Linked DNA regions of Homo sapiens: region 2 is linked to region 1. The links are chromatin loops, found by intact Hi-C in ENCODE. Cell type or tissue: CD4-positive, alpha-beta T cell. All regions are shown on one strand. Links, peaks and the distances in the headings refer to the core of each region. The heading gives the core; the rest is flanking DNA.

Region 1 (5,373 bases), core at 228-5,227:
GAAGCTAGAACTCACAGCATGTCACTCCTTGGCTTCCTCTTTCACTTGGAGAAGAGCCAAAGTGTGTCCAATGATCTACAAGTCCCTACAACTTCTGGCCTCTCTCTCTGAATGGCATTTCTTGCTACTTTTCCTTTCTCTCGCTCTGCTCCAACCACACTGGCCTCTGAGCTGGTCCTTAAACATGCAAGCCTGCTCCTGCCTCAGGGCCTTTGCACGTGCTATTCTGCCTAGAATGTCCCTCCACTGGATCTCTGCATGGTTCAATTCCCACCTCCTTCTATGTTCTGATGTCACCATCTCAGTGAAGCCTTCCCTGACTACCTGATTTAAAATGGCAACACCCAGCCAAGTGTGGTGGCTCACGTCTGTAATCCCAGCACTCGTGGGACTCCCAAGGCAGGAGGATCACTTGAGGCCAGGAGTTCAGGATCAGCCCTCACAACATAGTGACGTCTCATCTCTACAAAAAGCAAAAAAATAGCTGGGTGTGGTGGCACACACCTGTAGTCCCAGCTACCCCTGAGGCTGGGGCAGGAGGATCGCTTGAGCCCAGGAATTTGAGGCTGCAGTGAGCTGTCATTGCTCATGCCACTGCATTCCAACCTGGACGACAGAGCAAGACCCTGTCTCTAAAAATAAATAAATAAATAAATAAATAAATAAATAAAATGACAACACCCAGCCCTAGGAAGCCCTTAGTGTCCTTCTCCCCCTAGCGTTTGCCATCATTTAACACAGAAATTCTTTTTTTTTTTTTTTTTTTTGAGACGGAGTTTTGCTCTTGTTGCCCAGGCTGGAGTGCAGTGGGGCAATCTCAGCTCACTGCAACCTCTGCCTCCCAGGTTCAAGCGATTCTCCTGCCTCAGCCTCCCGAGTAGCTGGGATTACAGGCATGCCACCACGCCCAGCTAATTTTTGTATTTTTAGTAGAGACAGGGTTTCACCACGTTGGCGAGGCTGGTCTTGAACTCCTGACCTCAGGTGATCCACCTGCCTTGGCCTCCCAGAGTGTTGGGATTACAGGCGTGAGCCACCGTGCCCGGCCAGAGAACTTCTTTTACTTTGTTATCTGCCTTCTCCCACTAGAAAGTCAGTCCGTTGAGGCAGAGGTTTTTGTCTATTGTATTCAGCAGTCTACCCAGTGCCTGAAAATAGTGCCTGGTGCATAAGTGCTTTAAAAAAAAATTGTTGAATGAAATGAGTAACTTTTTCAGGGGAGCCTGTCTTTCCAGTCTATTGTTATGGAATCTCATCTTCTAAAAAATTGGTTAATTCTTGGCTATCTCTGGCCTTCTGGCACTTGTATTCCTCATGAATTCGGTAGTTCGTTGATTGCTATTCCAAACGGCACCATGAACTTGGTCTCAATTCCTTCCACAGCAACGTGTATCTTACTCCTTCAGGTCAAAGGTCATGTCCTTCGAGAAAGTAGAGGAGGACTTGAATGATTCTGTCCCCTTGTGGTCACTTGTTAATATGATCTCATCTCTCCTGAGCATAGGACGTATCTTTTATTAGTCTGTTTTCCGGCTAAAAACCCTTTGGTTGCTCACAGCATTTTGGGCCACTGATTAAGGCAATAACATCCTATCGTTTTGCAGCCCTTTAAAACTATTTTGACTCTTGAATAATTTTTGCATTCAATAAATATATATGTTCCAGGAATACAGCCAGGAAGAAGACAGGCCACACGGAACTTAACGTCCTTAATATAAATAAATAAAGAGGAATGAAACAGGGTCTGGGAGGAAGGGCTACTTCAGATAGGGTGGTCCAGGAAATTTCTGAGATGATATTTGGGCTGAAGGATGAGAGGTGGGCCCTCTGAGGATCTAGGGGAAGAGCATTCTGGGCAGAGGGATTCTAGGTCAGGAATGGGCTTTGGGTGTTCCAGGGATGGAAAGACTGGTGTGGCTAATGTGTAGTCAATAAGGGGGAGAAGGGGCCAGAGAGAAAATCAGGGGTTAGAGCTGGCTGCACTTTTTAAGTTTTGACAGTTTTTTTGTTGTTTTTTAGAGTTGGGGTCTTGCGCTGTTATCCACGCTAGAGTGCAGTGGTGCGATCATAGCTCACTGCAGCCTCCACTCCTGGGCTCAAGTGATCCTTCCACCTTAGCCTCCCCAGTAGCTGGGACTATAGGTGCACACCACTGTGACCAGCTAGGTTTAAAAATTTGTTTTAGGGCCGGGCGCAGTGGCTCGAGCCTGTAATCCCAGCTCTTTGGGAGGCCAAGGCAGGCGGATCACGAGGTCAATAGATTGAGACCAGCCTGGGCAACATGGTGAAACCTGTTTCTACTAAAATACAAAAAGTTAGCCGGGCGTGGTGGTGCGTGCCTGTAGTCCCAGCCACTCAGGAGGCTGAGGCAGGGGAATCGTTTGAACTCAGGAGGCGGAGGTTGCAGTGAGCCAAGATTGCGCCACTGCACTCCAGCCTGGCAAAAGAGCGAGACTCTGTCTCAAAAGAGAGAGAAAAAAAATTTTTTTTAGAGATAGGGGAGGGTCTTACTATGTTGCCTTGGTTGGTCTAGAACTCCTGACCTCGAGGAAACTCCTGGCCTCAAGTGATCCTCCCGCCTCAGCCTACTGAGTAGCTGGGATTACAAGTGCACACCATCACACCTAGCTAGTTAAAAAATTGCTGGGATTACAGGCATGAGCCACTGCGCCAGTCCCAGGCTGCACTTCTGGCCATTGTTAAGGAGTTGAATTTTATCCCCATTGCAATGGGAAGCCATTGGAGGACTTAGGCAGAGGAGAGATAACATCTGATTTGGACGTAGAACAGATCACGCAGATTGCAGTGTGGGTATGGCTGTAGGTACAGACAGTGGATGCAGAGGGACCAGCTGGGAGGCTGTGATCCAGGCAGAGGACGGGATAGAAATGGCGGCAGGCCCGCTGTGTCTAGAGCTGCGAGGCTTGTTGATGAGCTGGATGTGAGGCAGCACTGAAGAGCAGGCGGGCTGGTGTTGTCCGGGTGAGAGTTAGTTAGAAGGGCAGTATCAGTTCCCACTCCTGGCCTGGACTGCTCCCCTCCTCCCTCCAGCTTTGGAAGCAGGAAGCCTCAGGGGTCGTTGTCCTATTCTAGAACAAAGAGGCTTCTAGGCTGTAGGAATTCAAACTAGAGGGCATGCGGTGGTGACTCCAAGGAGACTGAGAAGATAAACCCCAAGATCCCTGAGCCCGGAGTCCCACCTGCGGCTCGGTTGGGGCCTGGATGCTGTTCCCGCCACAACACTGCCATCCAGTGGTTCGGGGTCAAACTGCAAGGGCGGGACTCGCTCGCTTAGTAACCTGAGCCTTTCCCTATGTATCACCCAGGTCTTTAAGTGGACTGGAAGCAACTCTTTCTTTGTGAAGGGAGACTTGGATTCACTGATGATGGGCAGTGGCAGGTGAGTGTCTCAGTCTTCCCGAGTCTTGGGGCGGTCTGTGTTCTGGTCCCTTTCCCTCTGCCGAACTGCTGGGCTAGGCTGCCCTTGATGCAATGGCGAGGCTAGTGGGGAACTCTCAGGCCGTTCCCCTCATTGCTCAGCCTCCCAGCCAACCCCCTCAACCTCACGCTAAGCCAGTATTAAGGAGAAAGGATGCATGAGTGCCCCCACTGAAGTGTTACAGCTGGTGACAGTTTAGTCTGAATGTATGCAACTTTGGGAAAAGAATTCCACATGGTTGGATGAGACTAGCGTCAAGAGATGAGTGTGCCTCGTTTTTCCACCAGCCCAGGAATTGCAGGGGACATAACTCATTGCAGGAACCTCCCTCGGTGAGGACGGGGTAGAGAGAGGTAGGAAAAAAAAGTTGATCTCATCCTGGTGTGACCTTCACATTCAGGGGGCATGCGTCTTATCCTGAGGGCGGGGATGAGAGCATTGCTTGATTAGTACCAGGCAAATTCTTTGCTCTCCCAACTGCCTGAAAAGCCTCCACTGAGGGGCAGCTTGGCACAGAACACATCAGCCATTGCTGATCTGCAGGAATTCACTTCCTGGTTTCAGCCGAGGTTTTCTGTCAAATAAGGGGATTAGAATGGACGCTCTGAAGCATTTGGGCTCTCAGAGTTTGCACCCTGAGATGTACTAGCTTTGGTTAAAGAATTGCCATTTTGTTTTTTTTGAGACAGAGTCTCGCTCTGTCGCCCAGGCTGGAGTGCAGTGGTGTGATCTCAGCTCACCACACCCTCCGACTCCTGGGTTCAAGTGATTCTCCTGCCTCAGCGTCTCGAGTAGCTGGGACAACAGTTGCCCACCACCACGTCCGGCTAATTTTTGTATTAAGAATTGCTATCTTGGACCGAGCGTGGTGGCTTGTGCCTGTAATCCCAGCACTTTGGGAGGCCGAGGTGGGCGGATCACGAGGTCAGGAGATCGAGACCGTCCTGGCTAACATGGTGAAACCCCATCTCTACTAAAAATACAAAAAATCAGCCAGGCGTGGTGGTGGGCACCCGTAGTCCCAGCTACTCGGGAGGCTGAGGCAGGAGAATGGTGTGAACCCGGGAGGTGGAGCTTGCAGTGAGCCAAGATCGCGCCATTGCACTCCAGGCTGGGCGACAGAGCAAGACTCCTATCAAAAAAAAAAAAAAAAAAAAAAAATTGCCATCTTGACCAGGCGCAGTGGCTCACACCTGTAATCCCAGCACTTTGGGAGGCCAAGGCAGGCAGATCGCTTGAGGTCAGGAGTTCAAGACCAGCCTGGCCAACATAGCAAAACCCCATCTCTACTAAACATACAAAAATTAGCCAGGCATAGTGGTGGGCGGCCTGTAATACCAGCTACTAGGGAGGCTGAGGTAGGAAAATTGCTTGAACCCGGGAGGTGGAGGTTGTGGTGAGCCAGGGTCGTGCCACTGCACTCCAGCCTGGGTGACAAAGCAAGACTCCGTTTCAATAAATAAATAAATAAATAAATAAACAAATAAATAAATAAAGCTCTTAACCCCATGGGGAACAATGTGCTGAGTCCCCAATAATTCAGTATAAATTGCTTTAAGGGGCGATAAGACAGGTGAAACTGGGCTGCCGTCCTGGCATGGCCAAGAGCTGATGCTGGTGGCAGAGCCTGGGGGTTTCAGCACACAGGAGTGAGCCGCACCAAGACTGTCCTCTTCTCTCTAGTGGCCGGTTTGGGCTGTGGTTGGATGGAGACTTGTTCCGCGGGGGAAGCTCCCCTTGCCCGACCTTCAACAACGAGGTGCTGGCCCGGCAGGAGCAGTTCTGCATCCAGGAGCTGGAGGCTTGGCTTCTCAGCTGACAGCCCTGCGGCAACAGGTACTCAGCCCTGCTCATGATGCCACCCAGGCCTTCCTGACACACAGCAGCCTGTGCTGTTTGAAACACAGATGGTGAAGGGCCCTAGAGTTGGCCGA
Region 2 (5,373 bases), core at 317-5,316, 170 kb before region 1:
TTTAGACAGAGTTTCGCTCTTGTTGCCCAGGCTGGAGTGCAATAGCGCGATCTCGACTCAGAGCAACCTCCGCCTCCTGGGTTCAAGCCATTCTCCTGCCTCAGCCTCCAGAGTAGCTGTGGCATGTGCCATCATGCCTGGCTAATTTTGTTTTTTTTTGTTTGTTTGTTTTTTTGAGACGGAGTCTTGCTCTGTCGCCCAGGCTGGAGTGCAGTGGTGCAATCTCGGCTTATTGTAAGCTCCACCTCCCAGGTTCACGCCATTCTCCTGCCTCAGCCTCCCAAGTAGCTGGGACTACAGGCACGTGCCACCACGCCCGGCTAATTTTTTATTTTTAGTAGAGACGGAGTTTCTCCATGTTGGTAAGGCTGGTCTCGAACTCCCGACCTCAGGTGATCCGCCTGCCTTGGCTTCCCAAAGTGCTGGGATTACAGGCATGAGCCACCGCGCCAGGCCCAGCAAATTGTTTTCAAGTAGAAATCTGTTCAAACTGATAATCCAGGGATAAGAATGAAAATCCTATATCTGTGTGTGTGTGTGTGTGTGTGTGTATATATATATATATATATATATATATATATATATATATATATATATATTATATTTAAGTATCTATAGCAATCATTACCTTCAAAATATACTAAGAAACAGACTTCATAAAGAAATTTATAAAGAGGTTGGATACTTGGATAAAACTATCTACAATCAGATAATCCTCTGCAGATTGCTGAAAAAGTACAATTTCCACTCTAAAAATCCCATGGGCACTCTGCTAAGGTGTGGCTAAGATGTGGATCTCTTGCCTCCTGTAACTGGTTGAGGGTCATCTGGTCTGTAACGGTGGCATCACTACCTGCTTCGGAACCCATTTCTTGCTGCAGTCCCGTCTAGAGCACTTCTGACAACAGATGTAACCATCATGTCTTAGTACATTAAGGGACACCCACTCTAGTCCACACTAGATGTAGCACTTCATGAATATTCTTTGATGAAAATGTCAATAAATCTATTTTTAATTACAGCTGTTTCTTCTTTTCTCTCTCTCCCCCTAGGTTTTTTTTTTTTTTAAACAACCTTGGAGCTGGGTGCGGTAGCTCATGCCTATAATACCAGCACTTTGGGAGGCCGAGGCAGGAGGATTGCTTGAGCTCAGGAGTTTGAGATCAGCGTGGGCAACAAAGTGAGACCTCTTCTCTACAAATAACTTAAAAATTGGCCAGGCATGGTGGGCACACCTGTGGTCCCAACTACTTGGGAGGCTAAGGTAGCCTCCCAAGTAGGTGGGAATTGCTTGAACCCAGGTGGTAGAGACTGCAGCAAGCCATGGCCATGCCACTGTACTCTAACCTGGATGACAGAGACCCTGTCTCAAATAAAAAAAAGATCCTGGGGCCAGGCACAGTGGCTCACGCCTGTAATCCCAGCACTTTGGGAGGCCGAGATGGGTGGATGGCTTGAGCCCCAGAGTTTCAACATGGCAAAGCTCCGTCTCTAAAAAAATACAAAACGTAGCCAGGCATGGTGGCAAGAGCTACTCAGGAGGCTGAGGCAGGAGAATCACTTGAGCCCAGGAGGCTGCAATAAGCCATGATTGTGCCACTGGACTCCAGCCTGGGCAACAGAGCAAGCCCTTGGCATAAACGCTTTGGCTGTCTCTGTTGTCCTGGAGGTTACAAAATGTTGTTCCCAGGGTTCTCCCTCCTCTAGTTCTAACACCCTCCTCCCTCCTCTGCTTACATGTTGTGATTAGTAGAAAAGGAAAACTTAAACTGCAGTAAGATTTACCTCACTTTCAGGTGGGTGCGGTGGCTCATGCCTGTAATCCCAGCACTTTGGGAGGCCGAGGCGGACGGATCACTTGAAGTCAGGAGTTCAAGACCAGCCTGGCCAACATGGCAAAACCCCATCTCTACTAAAAATACAAAAACTAGCTGAACATGGTGGCAGGTACCTATAATCCCAGCTACTTGGGAGGCTGAGGCAGAAGAATCACTTGAACCTGGGAGGCAGAGGTTGCAGTGAGCCGAGATCATGCCACTGCACTCCAGCCTGGGCAACAGAGCGAGACTCCATCTCAAAAAAAAAAAAAAAAAGATTTACCTCACTTTCTACTGTAACAACCAAAACAAAGTATATAACTTTTTTCTGTTCTCTCTACTAAACATTTATTCCCCTTTCTGCTATTTCCTCAATTCTTCAGAAGCCAAGTGTGGCCTTCTACTTGTTTTCTCAAGCCTCACCTTTGGCTTTCACAGGGTTCAGTAGTATCTGAACCTAGTAGGTAGAGGAAGGCAGGGAAAATGAGGCAAAACAGTCTACTCTCCTGTTTATTACAAGGTCTTTTGGGTGAGGAGCCTGGAACAACCAGGTACAAGAGGCAGTAGATGGTGGGAAGAACCCTAGACCCCCAGGTCCAGGTCAAAGTCAAAAGATGTAGGTTCTAGCCTGGCTTCACCAACTTAACAGACACTAGCTCTGAACAAATCAGATAACCTCTCAGTGTCATCTGTAAAATAGAGTTAAAATATCTTCAACTATTTACAAGAGACTGGAAGATTAAAATAAGATATTATTGGTGAAAGTGCTCTGAAAATAGTTAAATGCTATTTTAAAAATCATTTCATATGCCCATGCAATTTCTGTCCCGCAAAACAAAGTACTGGTGGTTGCTTCTTTTCATCACTAGAGCCAAAACAAGTATGACAAAATTATCCACTTCTTGACAATTCTGAGCCGTAGACAAAATTACAGGCATACTAAAATAAAATGGGAAAAGTACCAACAAATGACAAGAGACAACATAAGCCTTGCTCAAAGCTATATTGAGAATGCCTCCTTACAAGTCATCTCAGGACAAATTTCACGGTAAAAGGTTGGTTCTAGTCTTCCTTTAGCTTCCTGAAGCCTGGAGGATGCAGCAATGTCTTCAGTATATTTATGAGAATAATGGACAGAAGGATAAGGTGAAATACTACACATTTTTAGGCTTCTCCTTAAAGAGACAGGGTAAGCCACAAAGGTGATGCCAAAACATCTATAGGATTAACACAGTGGAAACAGCTCAGGTTTTAAGAGTAGGAAAGACTTTGGTTTCTGTCTGGCTTTGCCACTTCTTTACTGGGCAAACCAGCCTTTCATTCGGATTTTTAATCTGTGAAGTAGGAATAATACTATCTATCTCAAAGGGATATTCTGAGAGAGAGAATGTATGTAAAGCACTTGGCACATAAGAGATAATAAATCATAGCAGGACAGGCAAAAACAACAACAACAAAACCCTCAAGCCATCTACTTCTATGCAAATCTGAAGGCTTTTCCTCTATACCAGTGGTTCTTAACCAAGGAAATTTTGCCTCCCAGGGACATCTGGCAATGTCTGGAGACATTTTTGGTTGTCACCACTGGGGAGTGCTATTAGCATCTAGTGGGTAGAGGCCAAAGATGCTGCTAAACATTCTACAATGCACAGAGCAGTGTTCCACAACAAACAATTATCCAACCCAAAACATCGACAGTGAGAAATCCTGCCATACAGCAGGCATTCTTTGATACTCAATAGGAGTAAGCTACTTCACCTTTCCTAGCCTTCGTTTACTCACTGGCAATGTGGGAATACATTTATCTGTGCTCCTTCCTCATCAAGCTATTGGGAGGTTCAAATGAAGTAATGGATGAGAGGCATTATTATCATTATACCTTTTACTATATACACAAAACCATCCACTTGCTGCGCAAAGACAGAAGCATTCACATACTGGGGAGGGGGAGAGGGAGGCTAACGGGGTGGAAGTCTTTGTTTGGAGGTGCCATGATCTAAAGAGGGCCTCTTGCCTATCTACCTGCTTGGCGAGAGCCAAGAGAGTTCTCATGAATAGTGATGGCACAGGAGCACTTACGTCTCAGGGAGAGAAAGGAGTAAGGTGGAATGTGGGAAGTGGGTAGGAACAGCATAGGCCTATCAAAGAGGAGCAGATAGATGTTAGGAAGTGAGACACTGCTTTGTGTCTTAGTCTACTCGGGCTGTCATAACAAAATAACATAGACTTGATGGCTTAAAACAACAGAAATTTATTTTCTCACAGTTCTGAAGGCTGCAAAGTTCAAGATTAAGGTTCTAGAAGGGTTCAGTTTCTCATGATTAATCTCTTCCTGGTTTGTGGACAGCTGCCTTCTTGCTGTGTCCCCATATGGCAGGGGAAGGGAGAGAGAAAGAGAGCCTCTTTCTCTATTTATTTATTTTCTGAGACAGGGTCTCACTCTGTTGCCCAGGCTGGAGTGCAGTGGCACAATCACAGCTCACTGCAGCCTCAACCTCCCAGGCTCAAGTGATCCTCGCAGCTCAGCCTCCCAAGTAGCTGGGACTACAGGCATCTGCCACCACACCTGGATCATTTTTTTAATTTTTTGGTAGACAGGATCTCCCTTTGTTGCCCAGGCTGGTCTTGAACTTCTGGCTTCAGGTGATCCTCCAGCATCAGCCTCCCAAAGTGCTTGGATTATAGGTGTGAGCCAGGTTATAGGTGTGTGCCTGGCTCAGATTTTATTTCCTTCCTCCTCTCCTAGGCACAACATTTTTGGCACAGCCCTTCACATACACACATACACAAATGGTACTTAAAGGAGAGAGTTTTCTGGAAATATGAGGGGATGCAGCAGGAGAAACCAAATGGAGGTTAAAAAAGCGTGCAGTGGCCGGGCGTGGAAGTTCACGCCTGTAATCCCAGCACTTTTGGAGGCCGAGGCGGGTGGATCAAGAGGTCAAGAGATCGAGACCATCCTGGCCAACATGGTGAAACCCCATCTCTAGTCAAAATACAAAAATTAGCTGGGCATGGTGTTGCACACCTGTAGTCCCAGCTACTTGGGAGGCTGAAGCAGGAGAATCGCTTGAACCCGGGAGGCAGAGGTTGCAGTGAGCCAAGATCACGCCACTGCACTCGAGCCTGGTGACAGAGCAAGACTCCGTTTCAAAAAAAAAAAAAAAAAAAGCCTGCAGCTTGCCAAGGGAGAGAGAAGTCTGGTGAAAGATAAAAGAAGGGGTGGGAGTGGGAATGGAGAGGTCACAGGGATGAAAATAGGGGTGGCAGGATTCAAAAGCAAATTAGTAAGCACAAAATAAGTCAGCAGCTCCAGAGGCTGCAGGTGAAGGGCCTTGCCTTGGGCAGATAAAAAGTAATAAGCAACAGATCATCCCCTGGTGTCACCCGCACACCCCCCCTCCCCGCCCCTCCGCCCATCCATCTTTATCCTCACACTCCGTCAACACTCCCTCAGGAAAGGATGGCATGGCCTCACTCACACAAAGCTACAAGAGTATTTCAAGAGGGGACAATGACAATACACCAAAAGAATAGAGTGGAAAAGAAGGAATTT

The links. Hi-C counts contacts between places; a loop is a spot of excess contacts. Peaks named below come from ENCODE experiments on the same cell type or tissue, not always from the same donor. Only the 100,000 strongest peaks of a DNase experiment are listed, where the experiment ranks them.
Region 2: a loop joins it to region 1, with 3 times the contacts of the local background. A loop is called at or near these places in 5 of 110 quality-filtered maps.

The regions. Positions count from the first base shown.
Region 1 is chr20:36,884,129-36,889,501 of GRCh38, forward strand. It overlaps TLDC2 (TBC/LysM-associated domain containing 2), which reads left to right. Exons shown (of 7, transcript NM_080628.3): 5 at 3,327-3,400; 6 at 5,123-5,275. The coding sequence ends at 5,258. Among named protein-coding and RNA genes, the nearest start is that of TLDC2, 11 kb to the left of the region's middle. RefSeq lists an enhancer at 3,060-3,782. In CD4-positive, alpha-beta T cell, for the core only: CTCF peaks have their summits at 3,236 (motif pointing left) and 3,435; a DNase peak (open chromatin) is centred at 3,243; H3K27ac peaks cover 456 bases.
Region 2 is chr20:36,714,457-36,719,829 of GRCh38, forward strand. All of the region lies in intron 2 of NDRG3 (NDRG family member 3), which reads right to left. Among named protein-coding and RNA genes, the nearest start is that of NDRG3, 29 kb to the right of the region's middle. In CD4-positive, alpha-beta T cell, for the core only: CTCF peaks have their summits at 3,365 and 3,612; a DNase peak (open chromatin) is centred at 3,395.